Regions from separate parts of the Homo sapiens genome. Here region 1 is linked to region 2. Evidence: chromatin loops called from intact Hi-C (ENCODE). Cell type or tissue: OCI-LY7. All regions are shown on one strand. Each heading gives the region's core, and the rest is flanking DNA. Links, peaks and the distances in the headings are about the cores only. Region 1 has its middle 40 kb from the start of FRMD4B. Region 2 overlaps FRMD4B (FERM domain containing 4B).

Region 1 (10,489 bases), core at 826-8,825, 100 kb after region 2:
AAAAGCCCTTTGGAAAAAGAAAGGTGGATCCAAAAGAGCAGAGGAACTGTATGAAGCAAAGATGCCAGGGAGGATAAATGACCAACAATATGTTACCAGATGCGCCCTCCCTGAGAACACTGGACTTGGCAAGGGTAAACAATAAGAGAGGAAGTCAGGGACGGAGAGGGCCAGGGAAAGTTCAGGCCTCCCTCCCTCCCACGCCCTCACTCCCCATTGTGGCTCACACTGAGTCAGCCCAGATGGGAAGAAGGCAGAGACCTCACCCACCCAGTGTCCACCCTACCCATGGCCTGGAAATAAGTGAGGATGAGATTTGTGAGGGCAGCTTAGATACACCCAGGTGCTACTTGGTCCCCCTTTTCCTCCACCCTCACACAGCCCCAGAGGTGCCAGTAGTCAGATCTCTGGGAGACAGTATACCAGCCAGGCCCTTGAATTCTGGTGCCAGCTCTAGTATTAATTACCGGATGACTTTGCATAAGGCACTTTGTGTCTCTGGGCTTTTATTTCCCGTATGAAGAGTCATCTGAGGTTGAATTAGATTAGGGATTGTACATGCAAGTGCCAACAGAGGCCAGGCAGGCAATGAAAATGTAGCAGGCTGGGTACAGGATGACAGGGAACAGTGGGGACTGGAGAGCACATGTTTTGTCCAGTGAGGGCATTCCCAGTGTCTCCAGATGCTCCAATTTTTCCTGGGAAGCCACAATTCAGACTTTTACATAAAGTCTCCCAATCTTTAAGTGTTGGCAACAAATCAAGCCTGCAGAGCAGTTGGCAATCTTGAGTCTAGATGTGCCTTGTCCCATAAGCTAGTCACTAGCCACATGTGACTATTTCATCTTAAATTAATTAAAATTAAACAAAAATTAAAAATTCACTTCCTCAGTCACAACAGCCACCTTTCAACTGCTCAATAGCCACAGGTATTAGTGGCTACCATATTGGATAACACAGATCTGAAACATGTCCAGCTTTGTAGAAAATTCTCTTGGATAGCCCTGGCCTAAGTGATGTCTAAGATAACTTTCAGCTAGTAAAACAAAAAATAAAGACAAAATGAAACAAAGGTTACTTTCTTAATTGATAGGAAACAACGCTACTGGAATTTCGTGGCATAACCATAACACAAAAATATTGGTGTCATTATTTTATTTTCACTCTGATGAGTTCCCTTCAGTTGCATTTAAATTGGTTTCTGCAGATCTGTTAATAGAAGCAGCCTGATACTTTCTAATCTGCTTCAACACACAAAGTACATTCATAGGGATTTGAAATCTAAACTTATATTAAAAGGAGAGGGGCCGGGCGTGGTGGCCCATGCCTGTAATCCCAGCACTTTGGGAGGCTGAGGAGGGCAGACCACTTGAGGTCAGAAGATCGAGGCCATTCTGGCTAACACATGGTGAAACCCCGTCTCCACTAAAAATACAAAAAATTAGCTGGGCGTGGTGGCATGTGCCTGTAGTCCCAGCTACTCGGGAGGCTGAGGCAGGAAAATTGCTTGAACCCGGGAGGTTGTAGTGCGTTGAGATCATGCCACTGCACTCCAGCCTGAGCAACAGAGCGAGACTCTGAAAAAAAAAAAAAAAGAAGAGAAAAGGAGAGGGGGCAGGGAAGAGAGAAACCCTATTTTACTTCTAGTACTTACCCCTCCCCTGCTAGGTGAGATATCACTTCCATACAGAGCTTTTAACTGCCTGTGCAAGAGCCTCCATTGTGACAAGCTGCAATGTTTTAGGTCAGTAGTCACCAAACTTTTCTATAAAGGACCAGACAGTAAATATTTTCAGCTCTGTGGGCTATATGATCACTATGGCAATTATTCATTTCTGCCTTATTACATGAAAGCAGCTATCAACAATATGTAAGCAAATGCGCATGGCTTTGTTCCAATAAAACTTTATCTGTGGACGCCAAAATTTGAATTTTGTATAAGTTTCATGTGTCAAATAGTTACTTGATTTCCCATACAACCATTTAAAAATGAAAAAGGAAAAAAAAAACATTCTTAGCTCAGGACGGTAGCAAAACAGGCAGTGTGCTGAATTTGGCCCACAGGCAGTAGCTTGCAGACCCCTATGTCCTGAAAGTTCTCTGATGGAGAGACTGCTGAACTGTAGGGCAGGGATTGCTGAGCTCTGACTTATATATATGACTCACTGGGCATGAGTCCCATGTAAGTTGTATAGTTAGCCAATGTTGTTCAGGAATGAAGGGAAGGACCATAAGGGCCCTTTTTTGTGAGACAAATTTATTGATATAGTCAGTCCTCATTATTTACAAAATTCAAACTTGCCTACTGGTTAGAATTCATTCATAACTCCAAAATCAATACTCAAGGTACTTTTTTGAAAAATAGAGACAGGATCTCGCTCTGTTGCCCAGGCTGTAGTGCAGTGGCACAATCATAGCCCACTGCAGCCTCAAACTCCTGGGCTCAAGTGATCCTCCCGCCTTGGCCTCCCAAAGCGCTGCAATTACAGGCATGAGCCACCACACTTAGCCTTTGCTCGAGGTATTTTTGCAATCATTCTCTGACTTGTGGGGAACAGCAAAAAATTTGAGTCACCCAATGCTCCTGTTCTCAGCTGAGATATAACAAAATAAAGCGCTGCCCTCTTGTTTCAGTTCATGTTAGGTACACACGTCCCTTTCAGAGTCTATGTAGCAACCTGTTTTACACATGTTGGTGCTTTTGGTTGGTGATTTTGCTGTTTAAAATGCCCCCTAAGCATAGTGCTGAACTGCTAAATTAGCTGTGGTATGAATGTTTGTGTATTTCCAAAATTAATAGTTTGAAGCTTAATCACCCGTGTCAGAATGATAGGAGATAGGGCCTCTGGGACATGATTAGGTCATGAGAACACAGTCCTCATGAACGGGATTAGTGCCCTCATGAAAGAGGCCCCAGAGAGCTGCCTTACCCCTTCTACCAAGTGAAGACACAATGAGAAGGTGCCATTTATGAACCAGAAAGTGGACCCTTATCAGGGTCTACCAAATCAAGTGGACTGTCAAGTGGTATTAGCAGGACCCTCATCCATTGACACTGAATGGCCTGGTGTCTTCATGGTGAATTTCCCAGGCTCCAGAACTGTGAGAAATACATTTCTGTTGTTTATAAGCTACCCAGCTTATGGTATTTCGTAACAGCAGCCCAAATGGACAAAGTTCCTAAGTGGAAGGCAGCTGCAATGTCCTTGTTAAAAAAAAATAATGTCTTAGATAAGCTTCATTCAAACATGAATTATAGTACTTTTGATATGAGTTCAATGTTAATGAATCAACTACATATATTAAATAATGTGTCTTTAAACAGAAACACACTTAAAACAAGGTTATGTACTGACTGGCTGATGAGAATGTTGTGACGAGGTTTATAGCAGCATAACTTATTTCCCCCTAGGTGTGATGTTTCAGTATTTGCTAATTTGGTGTTCATGATGCCTTTACTGAATATAACTACCTCAAATAATGAGAACTGACTGTATACTGACACTAAAAGGACAAGGTCTCACTCTGTCACCCAGGCTGGAGTGCAGTGGTGTGATCATGGCTCACTGCAGCATCGAACTCCTGGACTCAAGCGATCTTCCCGCTTTGGCCTCCCAAAGAGATAGGATTACAGGTGAAAGCCACAGCACAGCCAGGATTGTATTATTAAGGCACATGTGCCTTAGTCTGTCACTTCTGAGTGGTTTCTCTCTTAGCTTACTAATATAAGAAGCAAATCCACAGACAAAGAGGGATGGGAATAAGCAATTTTCATAAGAAACACAAACAGCCAATAAATATACAAAAATCCTTCACTGATAGTCGGAAATAAATATTAAACAAATGAGATATTTTTTCTCCTATTAGATTGGCAGAAACAGAATTACTTTTATAAGACAAAAGAATTGAGGTAAGATATATGTTGACTACCTTAAATCCCAATATGGGATTTAAATAAAAAAGCAACTTCTTTAAAAATTCAAAGATGAATTTAAAATTTGCTTAGGAAGGTAATTCTGAAGCTGATTTCAAGAGGCAAAGCTAAAATAATGAATGTAAGATTCTAAATAACAAGTTATATAGATGTAATATAGAAAAATCACAGGTGCTGTTGACCTTATCTTTAGCCTTTGGTAATTAGGACTTGAACTATAACAGCCTTTTATTTCTACCTACCCGCAACCCTCTGCTTTTATGTACTTTACCTCTGCTTACTTCTCTGCAGCCAGACAGTGACTTAGGCAAATAGGAAGGTAGGTGATGTGCTATTAGTGTTTTAAAAGGCTTTCATCTCTTCCATGGTTTTTCATGGTGTTATTATCTCTTATCAGTAGTTAATTTATATAGTATTTCCATGATGCCTTCTTAACAATATCCAGTGTATTAGCGTCACCTCCTTCTTACACAGTAAATTCATTTCAACACTGCATTGGCCAGAAAGGACATGCAGTAAATGTTAATCAATTCTATTGCCATAAGAAACGTGCATGGAGTTAAAGTTCACAAGAAACAGAAGCTAGAGAACTAACAGCAAAGTGGAACTTGCTGCTCATTAGTTCACGAACACACTCCCCAAAAGTGAAGAGAGACACTCTCACCTGAAACTAGTGCTAGAAGTAGTTATCCTGTTCACACAGCACACCCTACTGCCCATGGGGGAAAGTTCACTTCCAATGCACAACTGAGAAATTAAATATGGACCCTGCTGGCCAGCCTCCACCTAAATCTCATCTCTAATCGATCTGCAATTCAATAACATGCATGTCTTCTTTTGCCCCTACCTTTCGTGATGGCTTCAGCTGAAACATAAAAGGGCTTTAAAAGATTAATAGTTCCATCTTGATGCCAGGTGAAGTAAATTCCCAATTCATTCAATCCTCACTGTGATGTTTTGCACTTGGTACAAAGTAGATGCACAATAATGTTTTATAAAAGCACCACAATAAGATAGGTATTATTTTTATCTTTTTTTTCAGAAGACTTAAAAGGATTAATTAGTAACTCTCCAAAGATCCCAAAGCCCAAGTAAGTGGGGGAGCCAAGAGTTGAACCTCATCTAACTCCAGAGCGTATGCTTAATGACTACACTATATTACCCTCTTATTCTTTAATGCTAAAATAAGCTTTCAGCATTAAAAAGAAATGAACCGTCAGGTGATAATTAGTTTCAAAGTCTACCATAACAGGTTAGGCCTTTTAATAGCTTTAATACCACAGCTTTTGCTAAAGATTGATCAAGAACACAGGCCATTTCCTAAATACCTCACACAAAGGCAACTCTAAGCAAGTGCTAATTTTAAAACAGGGCATATGCCATGTTATCAATAGGAATCCAAAGTTAAACAACAGAATGGGCTAAGTGTGGAGCTTCTGGCATATGCTGGGATGTAACAGCCCTTCTCTTTAAATCAGGTGTTGCACCCATATAGTTTGCTAAGGATAAGGTATGAATAAGGAAATGCTGGGGCTGTAATGAATAGGTTTTCATTATTGTGGATTTGAAACAAACTTTTAAAAGCGTGTGTGTGTGTGTGTGTGTGCATGTGTGTGTGTTGGGTAAAGGATTACGGAGATTAACATTCAAAAGACAGTCAACAGAGAATAGTCCAGAAGTGGAAGGAATTTACGACTTAGCCTTAGAGTTTTCTCACGTTAATACCAACCTATTGGTAATGCCTGCCTGGAGCCCTGTTTCAGGAAGTATTGTGAGACCCGTTCTGAGTTCTACAAAGAAAGGGTGCTGTGTTGATTAATAATGTCTGTCCTGGCAGAGGAAAGGAGGGGAGCATATTAACTGCATAGTTGCTTTTCTTAGGACTAGAAGATTCACAGGAGTGCCATATTTGTTCATTACCACAGAGCTATCTCAGAGCTGCCAGCTAGGACTGAGAGGAAAGATCACACTGCAGACCCAGGATATTTAAATCAGAAAATAATTTTAACCGTGAAAACACAGGGTCTATGGGATTTATCCTCAGATGTAATAAGATAAGCCCACAGATGCGCTTAGGGGCTGAGATGACAGAAAGGCCACTTGGCTGAGAAACAGGAGGGAAAAAGAGCCAAGCAATATGGCTGAGAATTTGTTCTCCATACTGGTACAACAGAGCTTGGTAGATTTGCTATTTCTTTGGCTCAGCCTCATAGATTTTGGAAATGTGACTATTTATAGGGATTCTTATTTTTTTATTTCTTTCACTCATCCCTTAAAAGTTTTAAGCAAAGTCTACTTGAAAAATGTCAGCCTGTCTCAGGTGTGCTGAGAGAAAATTAAGTTTTGTCAGTGTTTAGTCAGAATATAAAAGGAGGGGAAAACTGACCTCTGGTGGTAAATTTGGAAAATCCCTAATACAAAGATTTCCAAAAAGTGATCCAGGAAGCATTAACCCCTCAATATTTTCTGTGGGAGAAGGGCTCTGTGGTAAAAATAACTCTGGGAAACAATTACATACTATATAAATATAATATATATTTATATGTTATATAATATATTTATAATATATTGTTATATATTACTTAATATACCTGTTTTTTTGGCAACTCATTGTGTTTAAGCCCTTAAGAATTCCTGCAGAAGAGAAACTATTTAATGCCTTTTAATTCAGCATTTTCTAAATCTGTTTGAATATAAACATGAAATATATTTTTAAAATTAACCTAACATTTTGGGAGACATGAACCTTAGGGAGAAGAATATAAGATCACGTTTTCCCCGTCCAATATGGAGAATTCCTTTCAGAGCTCTTCTCTGATAAAACCTTAGAACACTTGTGTTTTTACACGTAGCCTTCCCTTCCTTGTTCTCCTCCATGACTGTGTTTAGTAAGAAGCTAGGTAAATGTTTTTTTTTTTTTTTTTTTTTTTTTTTTTTGAGACAGATTCTTACTCTGTCACCCAGGTTGGAGTGCAGTGGCTCCATCTCGGCTCACTGCAAAATCCAACTCCCAGGCTCAAGCAATTCTCCTGCCTCAGCCTCCCAAGTAGCTGGGATTACAGGCATGTGCCACCACGCCCAGCTAATTTTTGTATTTTTAGTAGAGACTGGGTTTCACCATGTTGGCCAGGCTGGTCTCGAACTCCTGACCTCGAGTGATCTGCCCACCTCGGCCTCCCAAAATGCTGGGATTACAGGCGGCGTGAGCCACCACGCCCAGCCAAGAAGCTAGGTAAATGTTAAAGAATAATTTCCCAGTTAGAGACAAATCATTTACATATTTCAAGTTAACAAGCATCTACTGAAGAAAAGCTAGTAGCTGTATCAGTGCACTCAAGCTTTTCAGTTGTAACTATGCAGTAGAAATCTTAAAAAGGCCAACATAGTTTATAGATGACTCTTCTAATACAGAAGCTCTTCAGAGCTGGGAGTTGGTAAAACAGTGGCTCAGACTATTTTGTGCTCTGGAGCTATATAATTTTGGGGTTTGATGACAACCAGTTCTGCATCTCACTAGCTGTGTGACCTGGGGCATGTTACATAACCTCTCTGTTCTCAGTGATCTCATCTGTGAAATGGAAATCACAATATCTCCTAGTTCTGCTGGGGATTAAATGAGTTAACACTTGTAAAGTTCCTAAAACAACAAGTGTTAACTCTTTTAATCCCCAGCAGAACTAGGAGGTACTATGATTTGGCAGTTGGCTGGTAATTTGTTGCTTCTTAATTTGCACCACTAAAGTTAGGTGCATGAGGCATCATTTAAAAGGAAAATAGATTTTTTTTCTTTTAAAAATATTGTACTTTTGTTTTAGATCCTGAGACTACTAAGAAATTTTAACTGATTGTCACTAAAATGTATTATGGTGGTATTTTAAACTATTAACACTTTTTCTTTGGAAAAACCAGGAAAGTTTTCCTCTTCTTAACATTAAAAAACACTGTGGTAAAGTAGATAAAACAAAAATTCATCATTTAAACCATTTTTAAGTGTACAGTTCAGTGGTATTAAGTACATTCACATTGTTGTGCAACCATCACTCTCATCCTTCTCTAGAACATTTTCATTATCTCAAACTGAAACTCTGTGCCCACTAAAATGTAACTCCCCATTCCCTCTTCCCTACAGCTCTTGGCAACCACCACTCTGCTTTCCATCTCTATGAATGTGACTACACTAGGTAGCTCATACAAGTAAGATCACACTGTATTCATCCTTTTGCGACTGGCTTATTTCATATAGCATAATGCCCTCAAAGGTCATCCATGTTGTAGCATGTGTCAGGATTTCATAATACACACCATTTTGGCAGCTTTTTTCCCTCTGTTACTTAATACCTTTGAGAGATCTACCCTGACACTTTTTAAAGGTCAGAGTGTTCTATTAGATGGAAGTACCATCATTTATCCACTTCTCTCCTATCAACAACCATACAAATTGCACCCATAATTTTGCTATTATAACAATGCTAAAGTGAACACACTTGTGCATATATCATTTTGTATTTGTGCCAGTTTATCTGGAAGATAAATCCCTAAAAGTTATGTTACCTGGTCAATAAGAATGTGCATTTAGAATTTTGATAAGTATTGCCAAGTTAACTTCTAAAAATATTGCCCCTACTGGCATTCTCATCAACAGTATATGAGAGCCTTTTTGTCCATATCCTTCCAATGACGAGTATTTAAAATATTTTTTTGTCCTTGCCAGTCTCATAGGTGACGAGCATGGTTATTTAAAATAGATATCCCGACACAAAGAAAAGATAAATATTCAAGGTGATAGACATCCCAATTACCCTGATTTGATCATTACTCATTGTATACATGTATCAAAATAACATATGTATCCCTAAAACGTGCACAACTATGACATATCAGTACAAAATCCACACACATGAAATAAAACAGGTATAAGGGAGGACTTGCTGGTATGCAACGCGGGCAGAAGGGTGCTTGGGTGAAATTTGAGGGCATCAGAATCCTCCTCTGGTCTCTATTTGGAGACCTCTTCTTTTTTTTTTTTTTTTTTTTTTTGAGGCGGAGTCTCACTTACTCTGCTGCCCAGACTGGTGTGCAGTGGCATGATCTCTGCTCACTGCAACTTCTGCCTCCTGAATTGAAGTGATTCTCCTGCCTCAGCCTCCCAAGTAGCTGGGATTATAGGCATGCACCACCACGTCTGGCTAATTTTTGTATTTTTTTGTGGAGACAGGGTTTCATCATGTTGACCATGCTGGTCTCAAACTCCTGACCTCAAGTGATCCACCCACCTCAGCCTCCCAAAGTGCTGGGATTACAGGCATGAGCCACCATGCCCGGGCCTGGATGACTCTTCTTATTGATCCAAGGCAGAGAATGGTATTCTAGTACAAACGGGACTAGAAAGAGTTCTGCTTGGTACTATAATCAGGACTGATATTGAGTAGGAATGCACACATACAGCTATGCTTAGTTAAGATATTGACAATTCCACCATAGTGGTTGGCAACTGACCAGTCCCTGAGCCCCATTCTTGAATCCCAGCCACCTCCCCACAATCCAGCACCTCAAGGGTAAAACGTACTGCCACAAGAGGCCCTTTCAGACCCTGCCCAGCACTATGGGCAAGGCCTATTTAGGCTGATCCTTATTTGTGCTGAGAGGCTGTTAATAGTTTCAATATTGCTCCTGCCTACCTGGGTCTAACTTTTTGTAAGACTCCCTTCTATTTCTGAGCCTCTAGCACTGTTGTAAAGATGTTGTCTGTCTATTTCAGTTACAAGATCCTGTCTTTCTCATTCATTCTTTCACTCTCAAAATGTTTACTGAGTACCTCGTATATGGCAATTGCTGGACCAGGATCCCAGAATATTACTGTGAAGAGGGCAAATGCTGTCCCAGGCCTCAGGGAACTTATACACCAGGAGAGAAGGCAGGTGAAAAGTAACTGAAGAGACAAATTAATTCATGGTAGTAACGAGTGCTATAAAGAAAACAGGGAAGGCTCTAAAGGTGAGTTAATGAATGACTGACTTCTGCCCTCATTGCGTATCTGTGCATCCTCTCTTAAACCTACTTCAAATAATCAAGTTCAGCACCTATCAGACTGGCAAGGATGAAACAACTTTGGAATACTCCTTGTTGCAGGGATATGGAAAAATAGGCTCTCATATCCATTGTTGATGAGAATGACAGTAGGGACAATATTTTTGGAAGCTCACTTCTCAGAGGGGGCTCCTTTAGTAGAGAAGCCAGAGAAGCCCCGGTCTAAGACTTAAAGGAAAAAGATACAGGAACAAGGGAGGGAAAGAGCCAGGCTGCATTGTGCAGTGGGTGCAAAAAATCCAAGTGGAAAATCGCTGCTTGTGTTTTAGAGGGAATCAAAGAAGGCAAGAATGAGGACAGGGAGCTAAGGAGGTGAGGCTAGAGACAATGTCTGGGACCAGGTCAAGTCTAGCCTTACAGATTACAGCAAAGAGTTTAAGATGGTCTTATTTGTAACTTAAGAAAAGTACTGCATCATTTAAGTCTGTATTCTCCAATGCTTCTTAAGGTGCTTGAATCAAGGAGACA
Region 2 (10,489 bases), core at 1,063-9,062:
CATTTGTTTGAAAACTGACAGCTACGCTTTTCTGTAATCTATATATTTTCCTATTTAAAAAAACACATTTTTAATGGGAGGAATATTACTGACCCATTTTAAAGAAGATAAATAACAGGTAAAGTTAACAAGTCACTTAACAAGCATATGGCAGAAAAATTCTCCAGAGCTGCTGTAGGGGAAATAAAGAAAGAGAAGGAACCACTGGTTTCTGAGTGTCTTCTGTGTGCCTGGCACCCAGCGAGGCACTTTAATTATATCAATAATATCACTCCTAGGCACTTTCTATATTCCAGGTATTGCACTAAGCACTTTACATAATCAATTCTCATGATGCTTACATGAGGTGGGTACTCTTAGCACTCCAACTGATGTTAGAGAGATGATAAATAACAAAATTCATAAGTGGCAGAACCAGATCCAAATTCAAAGCCCAAAGCACTTAACCACTTAGCAATACAGATGGTACTACACACACTGTAAAGTGACAAATGGTGAGAAAACTTCCCACGCAGCCCATTTTCGATGGATCAGATGAGTGGGTAGAAAAACAAAAACAAAGAATCATGAAGCAGGCATGAAAACTCATTTCACTTCCAGAAAAACATAATTTGAATAGAAGTAGTTAGAACTGCGGAATTTATAAATAGAAAGCATCTTAGACGGTATCTATTAACCACTGCTTATTTGAAACATGGGGAAACTAAGGAATGGATGTGCCCAAAGCCACACAGCTAGTTAATGCCAGACCTGGGCTTAAAAGTCAGGACTCTGACTCCCAGGCTACAGCGTAAGTGACCTGAACAAGGTTACTCATGTAATAAATACCATATTATTCAAATGAACTTTTTCCCCAACGTGTCAATTAAAAAATTTTTTTTAAAAATTATAACAACAAACAGAAAAAAATAAAACCCCAACTGGGAATTTTAAATTTACCTTAAAACCTGACCTGGGCCAGGTGTGTTGGCTCACTCTTGTAATCTCAACACCTTGGGAGGCTGAGGCAGGAGCATTGTTTGAGCCCAGGAGTTTGAGACCCACCTGGGCGACATAGTGAGAAACCATCTCTACAAAAAATTAAGAAATTAGCCGGGCATTGTGGTGTGTGCCTGTAGTCCCAGCTACTCGGGAAGCTGAGGCAGGAGGATCGCTGGAGCCCAGCAGCAGTTCAAGACCAGCCTGGGCAATACAGCAAGACCCTGTCTCTAAAAGCAAAAACCAAAAAACAAAAAAACAGGAGTTATATTTGAAAAGAGCTGTATGTGGAGCACAATGATTATATTTACAAATATAGGATCATTTCTGAACCCCCAGAGACCATCAGAATAGTTTCAGAATTGACCCCTACCTAGTGGCAGCTAATAGCAGCAATGCTTCAGATGAAATAAAAAACATATTTAAAAAACGATCTCTTTGGAAAGCTTCTCTTCACATCTACTCTGACTTGATCCCCTTCCCGCTACCTTCTCCCCTCATGGAACCCCAGGAATTCGAAGGCAAAAATTACATGTGTTGGATTAAAACTCCCACCTCGGTCTCCAGCTGGCCTGTTTGCTCCCCAGCTGGTAAGAGTCAGTCCTCAGAGTGCAAGTGCTGATTACTGGTGGAAAGACTTTGTCCATCTGGTCAGTGGTTAAATGAGGAAGATCAGAAGGGAAGTAAGAATTGGCTATAAGCCAGACCTCTGGTTTCAAAGAGGGCCCTGATGCGGCAGCCCATAGTGGGGTTCAAGTCTTTATGAGAACACACTCCCCCACCCTGGCCCCCAATCCCACTGCCTGGTTTAGGAGATGAGAGAGGAGAGTGGGTTGGTAAGAAACCAAAAGGCAATTCAAGACAGGGCAGTATGGAACCACTCATAACAACGGGGTCGTCTTACAAGGCAACAGGAAATAGCTACAAAAAAAGACCAAAATCGTAGCCTACTTCGGCTTTGCTTTAGTTGTTCTTTGGAACAGAAACATATGAAATTGGTAAGGAAGCAGCAAGCCTTTTTAAAAATTTTTCTTCTCTCTCTCTCCCTTATTCCTTTTGACCTTTTCGAAAGCCTAGTGAGAAAGGGCCTGCTTCATAAAAATGCCTCCTCAGGATTTTCTGTGCGGTCACCTTCTAGAGTGAAATCTGCCATCTGGAAGGGTGAAAACCCAGCTATCTAGGCAGGTTCCATAATTCCAATTGAGCCCTACAGTGGTCCAAAACTGTCTAAGAGCTTTATTGCTTTGTTCACCACTGTCTCCGCAGGGCCTAGAACAGTGCCTGGCACACGGTGAGACCGTGGTATATAAATATCTGCTGAGTTAAGAAATGTCTTAACTGTTCAGAACCCAGACACAGCTAACACTGAAATACATTCACAAATGATTTTTTTTTTTTCTACACAGGGTCTCACTCTGTCACCCAGGCTGGAGTACAGTGGCACAACCATGACTCACTGCAGTCTTGACTTCCCCAACTTGAGTGATTCTTCCACGTCAGCCTCCCGAATAGCTGGGACTATAGGCAAGTGCCACCACACCTGGCTAATTTTTTGTACAGATGGAGATCTCACTATGTTGCCCAGGCTTGTCTTCAACCCCCAGGCTCAAGTAGTCCTCCTGCCTTGGCTTCCCAAAGTGCTGGGATTACAGCTGTGAGCCATTGCGTCTGGCTCACAAATGATTTAAACAGACAGAGCACAATCCAAAGCGAGGATTTTCCAGGCAACTCCCAAGCCCTGGCCCAGAAAAACTCACACATAAAAAACACTCTTTCCACCCAGAGAACAAGGTGTGTTATTAAACTCCTCATCAGATGAGATATTCTGGAGGAACTGGAGAGCGGGAGAAGGATGTATCTAGGACGTTCTTACTTTGGGATCTATTGAGTGGATGGAGTTTTATATTTCACCCTAATGATGTCAACCCTAGCTGAACAGGGCCCCTTTATATCATCTCTGGGTGTTGACTGAATATGAGCTATTGACACTCCCGTTCAGAGAATGGCCTAGACTGACACAGATGTCTCCAAATGGAGTCAGCTGTGATTTTCCCTCAAGTTCTTTCAAGACAGTGCCTACCCTCCCAATGTGCAATCACTGGAGACTTCTTTTTTAAGTGTCAATAAATGATTCTCCTAGCTTCTAGCAAACACTTACTACATGTCACACGAGTATGGAGTGCTTCACATGTGTAGTGACTTCTTTCATGTTGCTAACAACCCTACCAGGGAGAGTCATTGTTTAGATTTTTCTCTCTCTCTTTTTTTTTTTTTTTTTTTTGAGACAGGGTCTTGCTCTGTTGCCCAGGCTGGAGTACAGTGGCATGAACATGACTCACTGCAGCCTCGACCTGCTGGGCTCAAGCAGTCCTCCCACCTCAGCCTCCTGAATAGCTGGGACCACAGGCATGTGCCACCACACCTGGCTAACTTTTTCTATTTTTTTGTAGAGATGGGGTCTTGCTGTATCGCCCAGGCTGGTCTCGAACTCCTGGACTCAAGCAATTTTTTCCCACGTTGGCCTCTTGAAGTGATGGGGTTATGGGCATGAGATTTCTGTTTAGATTTCATAGATGACCAAACTGAAGTGCACAGAGGTTAAGTGGTGCCTGGTCATACAGTGATAAAGTTGGGTAGAATCTCAGGTTCCATCAGTCGTACCAAAGTAGGACTCCTGTACATCTCTTGCAGGTTCACTGGAAGTGGAGAAGGAAAAAGACAATGAGGGAGGGAGAAAAGCAGGCAGTGTAAAAGAAGCAAAGGAGGAAAGGAAAATGAAATGAGGGAAGAGGGGAGGAATGACAAAGAAGAGGAGAATTCAGTTTGCCAAAGCTGAAATTGAGTAATTGAGTAACATGCCTTAAGAGAAATGCTAACAAAGATAACAGCTGCTGACTGTGTGCCTGATAACTATCCCAAATCCTTTCATTTATATACAAAGGGCCTTTTATGGCCGGGCGTGGTGGCTCATGCCTGTAATCCCAGCACTTTGGGAGGCTGAGGTGGGCAGATCACCTGAGGTCAGGAATTTGAGACCAGCCTGGCCAATATGGTGAAACCCCCTCTCTACTAAAAATACAAAAAAATTAGCTCGGCATGGTAGCGCATGCTGTAATCCCAGCTACTTGGGAGGCTGAGGCAGAATTGCTTGAACCCAGTGGGTGGAGGTTGCAGTGAGCTGAGGTCGCACCACTGCACTCCAGCCTGGGCGACACAGCGAGACTCTGTCTCAAAAAAACAAAACAAAAACCCAACTCTCTCTCTCTCTCTCTGTGTATATATATATATATATATATATATATATATATATATATATATATGCGTTTTAAATGAATTTTCATAAGAACTCTGTAAGGTGGATTCCATTACTAGCTTCATTTTATGGATGAGAAAATTGAGGCTCAGAAAAGGTACATGGCTGACCCACCTTACAAGGTCATAGGGCCAGGAAGAGGCAGAGTAGGATGTAAACCTAGGTGTTCTGACTCCAGAATCCATGCTCTTAAGGGCTATATTACTTCAGTACAAAGTATTTCCTATCTCATACATCCTATATATTAAATCACATGTAGTTTAGGCACTTAATGTATCACCTTGATTGCGAAGCCTAACACTGCTCTGAAAAGCTTGATCCAGACTCACCAAACCAGAGTTGGCTGGTTCAGGCCACTGTCTCGAAGCAAGGCCAGAAGAAGAGAAAGGTTTTACAATCACCATCCCTTGGCTACTTCCTGGCCCCACACTGATGAAATATGGGCAGCTGCTAAAAATGGTGTCTATGTTTGCTATTGATCTTCCTTGGGCAGTCAGGATGGAATTAATCTCCACCTGTTGGGATGCTTCCATGGCTGTGTCATGCATATGTGAACACTCAGGGTACAGGATGATATTTGTCAGTTATGTGGCCTCCTGGACCTGACTCCATATTACTCTGGGCTTAAGATGTAGCCTAGCACACATGTAATTAATTCAGTGTGGAAAAGCTCTGGATTATGTGTTCATTCATTCACTTAACCAATATGTGCTGAGCACTCTCTAAGTGCAAGCACTGTTCTTGGCACTATTATATACCAGCCAATAAGACTGAAAGGGCATTATCTCTGGAGCTTGTCCTACAGTTCTCAACTTCATTGGTATTTGCAGCCAGATAACTCATTATTGCGGAGCATAGTCCTGGGCACTATAGGGTGCTAAACAGCATCCCTGACCTCTACCCACTAGATGTCAGTAGATCCTCCCCCATATGTCTCCAGACCTTGCCAAATGTCCCCTGGGACGCAAAATCACCTCTTTTGAGAACAACTGCTTTAGAGGTGAGGAGAAAAAAAGAAACTAGTAACAATTAAACAAATATGATATTTTCAGATAATAAGGGCTCTGAAGTAGATAAACTGGCAATGGAATTGAGTTCTAAGCATGTGCAAAACTCACTTCTCTTTACCCAGGAAGCACGAGAAATGAGGAAATTGATGGAGAAGGCCGGATGTGGTGGTTCCCTCCTGTAACCCTAATGTTTTGGAAGGCTGAGGCGGGGGGGGATTGCTTGAGCCCAGGAGTCTGAGATCAGCCTGAGCAACAGGGTAAGACCCTGTCTCTACAAAAAATTAGCCAGGCGTGTACCTGTAGTCCTATGTACTTGAGAGGCTGAGGCAGGAAGATCACTTGAGCCCAGGTGTTTCGAGTTGCAGTGAGCCATAACTGTGCCACTGTACTCCAGCCTGGGCAACAGTGAGATACTGTCTAAAAAAAAAAAAAGAAAGAAAGAAAGAAAGAAAGAAAGAAAGAAAGAAAGAAAAGAAATTAATTGATGGAGAGAACTTATATTGGACCACTGCTCTTGGTCAAGTGGCTCCCAGTAGAGACTGGAGGGCTGATGGTGTTTTCTAAACATTTAACTGCATGCTCCTTTCTGCCTTACAGAGGTTGGGAGAAAGTAAACAAGAAAGGCTGGCCAGTCAATGGACGGCCATTGCTGCAGCTCTAATGCCAACCTGGCAGGCAATTCCAGCCAGCTTCGGGCAGACATTCCCTGGGGAGGGCATTCTCATAAATGACAATCCCTTATCAGATTCTAGCCTGATCTGATAAGTCTGGTGAAAAGAAAAGCCAGGTTTTAAAGGAAGAAAGAAAAATAAAGAAGCAAAGCAACTTATTAAGCCTGGAGCTGAAGGCCATCAGGAGACACCAGCCTAGTGTCAATGAGAAGCACACAGGATTTAGAGTCACGAGGTTTGAGTTTGTGTCCCAGCCCTGCTATTTACCTAAGAGAATATCATGGTATCTCTCTAAATCTCAGTTTCTGCCCCTATGAAATGGAAAGGATAAAAAATCAGTCTCATTTGGGTTTGCCTCTTGTATTAAGGCAGGTTGAACTGATTATAAACTCTACCTTAAAGCACAGATGATAATTGTATCATCAGTAATACACCATTTATTGAGTATAGGTTAGGTGTTAGAGTCTGTGCTAAGTGCTTGACATGTATTACCAGTTTATCCTTACCCTAGTGCCGTGAGTACTATTATTAGTGGAAATAATGTCTAAGCTATTGAGTACTATCCTGTTCTCCAGAAATGGTTATTTTAATTTGCTTAAGTGCGTACTTCTCTCAAGAAAAAAGTTTTCCTAGATTATTATTATTTGAGACAAGGTCTCTCTCTCTATCACCCAGGCTGGAGTGGACCATAGCTCACTGTAGCTTCAGCCTCCTGGGCTCACGCAATCCTCCCACCACAGCCTCCCAAGTAAATGGAACTACAGGTGCACACCATCATGCCTGGCTAATCAATTTTTTTTTTTTTTTTTTGTAGAGATAAGGTCTCACTATGTTGCCTAGGCTAGTCTTGAACTCCTGGGCTCAAGTGATCCTCCCGCCTCGGCCTCCCATAGTGCTGGGATTATAGGCATAAGCCACCATGCCCAGCCTCTTCTACATTATTAAGACACTAAGCTGTCATGTTTAAGTTGACAATCAACCCGCCAGTTAAACCCTGGAGAGACCCAAAAACCTAATAGCTGGGGATTCATTCAATCTGATTTTTTCTAGTGATAATCAACAGACTAACTTACAACCACCATTTTTAGCTGTCCATATGTCCAAATCTGGGGAAGGAAGGTGGTAAACTCTAACACCTTATCTGATTGTGACCAGATCATTCCTTTGTTCTCATCTCCATAAAATGCAAGTTAATATGTGTTCATGGCTTTGCCTATGCCATCTGCTTTTACATACATTTTCCCCATTGAGCTCTCAAACCTACCTGTGAAGCAGATAGTTTCCATAATCTGAGATTCCACGAAGTTGAGAATGACTTGTCTGAGGTCCCACAGTTTATAAGGGGCTAGGCCAAGCTCAAAAAGGTGCTCAACAAACAACATGAGAGGGAAAAATCAGGGTATATATCTACATGGAAGAAACTTCAGTGAAAAGCAAGATTCTCTTTATATTCTGACTGTGCTTTTCCAATTAGAAACTCATGTTAGGCACCAAGAAGAGACTGTCAAATGTTTATTTTCAGAAAAACATGCAGGATATTTCTGCTGTTCCTCTCCAGAAAGAAACAGCCTCGTTGCTTAAAACCAGTTGTTAGGCTGTATTTTTAGACGTCATGGTACAGTATCAATGAGTCAAAAATAAAAAAACAAAAAAATGGGAGGGCACAGATACTGTAAACAGGAAAAGTCACAAAAATGGAACTAAGAAAAGCTGAGAGCACAGCCTGTGGGTTGGGGGTGGGGGGATTTTCATTTTCATCTGCAGTTCAGGTTAACCAGAAATGAAAGTTCTCCAGTTGCCTTGTAGAAAATGGAAATTTTGGCTTCAGTGAGTATGCAAGCAGCAGACACCCTGTGGTTTGGAAACTTTTTGCTTTGCCAACTGTCAGTTTTCTCTTTTCCCGTGAAAAACAACCTGTAGGAAGGAGTAAAAAAGTACTGCGTCTTTCAAAGACTTAAAAGTCTCAAGTGTAACTTGTGTGAAGAGATATTGAAAATAAACTGCAGTACTTGTAATTTAAAGATATTCTAGGTATTGCCTATTCACGGTATAATACATTTGGAAATCCTGGGCTCAATGGAAGCCACTCACAAAGCAAACAAATCACATACATCGTCCTGAGAACCTAAGAATTAGCAAAAATTAATTAGAAAATCAGAATCAACTTTACATTAATTATGGAGTACATGCTTACTCTCAGGGTTTTCATGTTTCAATTTTTCGTCAACCCTGTTAGAATGTCTCTGATTTATGCTTTTCCAAGTCTCTTTATTTTTTGTGACTCATGTATAGGTAGAGGCTGAAATAAGTCCTCCTTAGGGAGTTTATAATTAAAACAAACGGATTGTATTAGGTCCAGAGTCCTAGCCTATCTCTGATTTGTTGGTAGAAACATCATATTTGGGTAAGGGTTTTAGAAAAGCATCACCAAATTGTAAAAACAGAAAAGTCAAACTCATTTGGGACATATAGAAAAATTCTTAATCTTAACATCCAGGACTTGTTTCACTGTCACAGAAGAAATATTTCCTCTCAACTTACAGGCTTATATTATTTAGTCATGAAGCTTCCTTGTCACCTAATGCAGGCTGTGTTTTTAAATGGGATTCAGACTCTTTTTGAAGCCAATGTGGGATTCAACGATTAAAACAAAACAACAAAACTGGAAGCCACAGGTCAGGAGAACATAGAAATATGAAAAAGGAGTTAAGAAAAAAAAGATTTATTGGCAAGCACCAGGGAACATAACTGGGAGGAAAGATCTTTTGAGAGACAGAATGGTGGTGGAGAGCTGGCTCTTGGCCACTCACGAAAGCCCACTGTCCCATTTTCAAGCTGGTTGTTAGGTACAACTAATATGAACTTACAATGAAATAAATCGCATTAAAAGCAAAGGTAATAAAACTCTTCACTTTCCAATTGTTTTACTACATTTACTATGACCTTTGCTCTTGTGGTTATTGAATCTGCATGGAAGTAACACCATTTAATGATATGCTACTGCTCGTCTCTTCCCAGATCAGTAAGTCAGTCAAGGTGAGAGTATTTACACCACAGAAAATGGCAAGTGTTGCAAATCAGTGTCCCTTTTTCCCCAGAGCTGGTTGTGTCAGAGGTGTTTGCACTGGAGTGACTCCATCTTGAATAGGACCTGGGTAAAATAAGGCTGAGACCTACTGGGCTGCATTCACAGGAGGTCAGGCATTCTTAGTCACAGGATGAGATAGGAGGTCAGCAGGGCTGGTATCACAAGATACAGGTCATAAAGACTCAGCTGATAAAACAGGACACAGCAAAGAAGCCAGCCAAAACCCACCAAAACCAAGATGGTGATGAAAAAAGACCTCTGGTAGTCCTCACTGCTCATTATACACTAATTATAATGCAATTGCATGCTTTAAGACACTCTCACCAGCACCATGACAGTTTACAAATGCCATGGCAACATCCAGAAGTTACCCTATATTGTCTAAAAAGGGAAGGAACCCTCACTTCTGGGAACTGCCTGCCTGTTTCCTGGAAAATTCATGAATAACCCACCCCTTGTTTAGCATATGATCAAGAAATAATCATAAAAATAGCCATCTAGCAGCTCTCGGTGCTGCTCTGCCTATGGAGTGGCCATTCTTTTGTTTCTTTACTTCTCTAATAAACTTGCTTTCACTTTACTCTATGGACTCATCCTAAATTCTTTCCTGCTCGAGATCTAAGAACTCTTGGGCTCTGGATCAGGACCACTTTCCAGTAACAGCTGAGAAACATTTACCAGCATACCAGTGGAGAAAGTGATGGTCAGAACACTCAGGATGTGGAGGCCGTTGAGAGACCACGTGATAAAGATGAACAAACAGAGGCTTCAGGTTTACAGAGAATTCTGTTTGAAGCCCAGCTTACTTAACTTTAGTAGGACTTACTATTTTAAATCTCTAAAATAGATTTACTAATACCTTCCAGGGTTGTTGTGCATAGAACTTGGCGAACAGAGGCCAACATAAAGGTGACTATTATAATTTATTTCTTTATTTTTATTTTTATGTTTTGAGACAGAGTCTCATTCCGTCACCCAGGCTGGAGTGCAGTAGCGCAATCTCTGCTCACTGCAACTTCTCCCTCCCGGGTTCAAGCAATTCTCCTACCTCAGCCTCCCAAGTAGCTGGGACTACAGGCATGCACCACCATGCCCAGCTAATTTTTTTTTTTTTTTTTTTTTTTTTTTTTGAGATGGAGTCTCACACTGTTACCTGGGCTGGAGTGCAATGGTGTGATCTTGGCTCACTGCAGCCTCTGCCTCCTGGGTTCAAGCAATTCTCCTGCCTCAGCCTCCCGAGTAGCTGGGATTACAGGCGCCCGCCACCAGGCCTGGCTAATTTTTTTTTGTATTTTTAGTAGAGACGGGGTTTCACTATGTTGACCAGGCTGGTCTCAAACTCCTGACCTCAGGTGATCTGCCTGCCTCAGCCTCCCAAAGTGCCGGGATTTGTTATAATTTATTATTGGGTACTGGGCTTTATACCTGG

What was found. Peaks named below come from ENCODE experiments on the same cell type or tissue, not always from the same donor. Only the 100,000 strongest peaks of a DNase experiment are listed, where the experiment ranks them.
Region 1: it touches region 2 in a loop (3-fold over the local background); 42 of 110 quality-filtered maps call a loop at or near these places.

Annotation. Positions count from the first base shown.
Region 1 is chr3:69,420,803-69,431,291 of GRCh38, forward strand. It overlaps a transcript of FRMD4B not described here. Among named protein-coding and RNA genes, the nearest start is that of FRMD4B, 40 kb to the left of the region's middle. RefSeq lists enhancers at 1-375, 376-875. In OCI-LY7, for the core only: a CTCF peak has its summit at 4,646; a DNase peak (open chromatin) is centred at 4,649.
Region 2 is chr3:69,319,356-69,329,844 of GRCh38, forward strand. The region is part of intron 1 of FRMD4B (FERM domain containing 4B); the gene reads right to left. Among named protein-coding and RNA genes, the nearest start is that of FRMD4B, 61 kb to the right of the region's middle. RefSeq lists an enhancer at 1,553-1,602. In OCI-LY7, for the core only: CTCF peaks have their summits at 5,214 (motif pointing right) and 5,413; DNase peaks (open chromatin) are centred at 1,626, 5,236, 5,586 and 7,706; H3K4me3 peaks cover 2,389 bases; H3K27ac peaks cover 2,493 bases.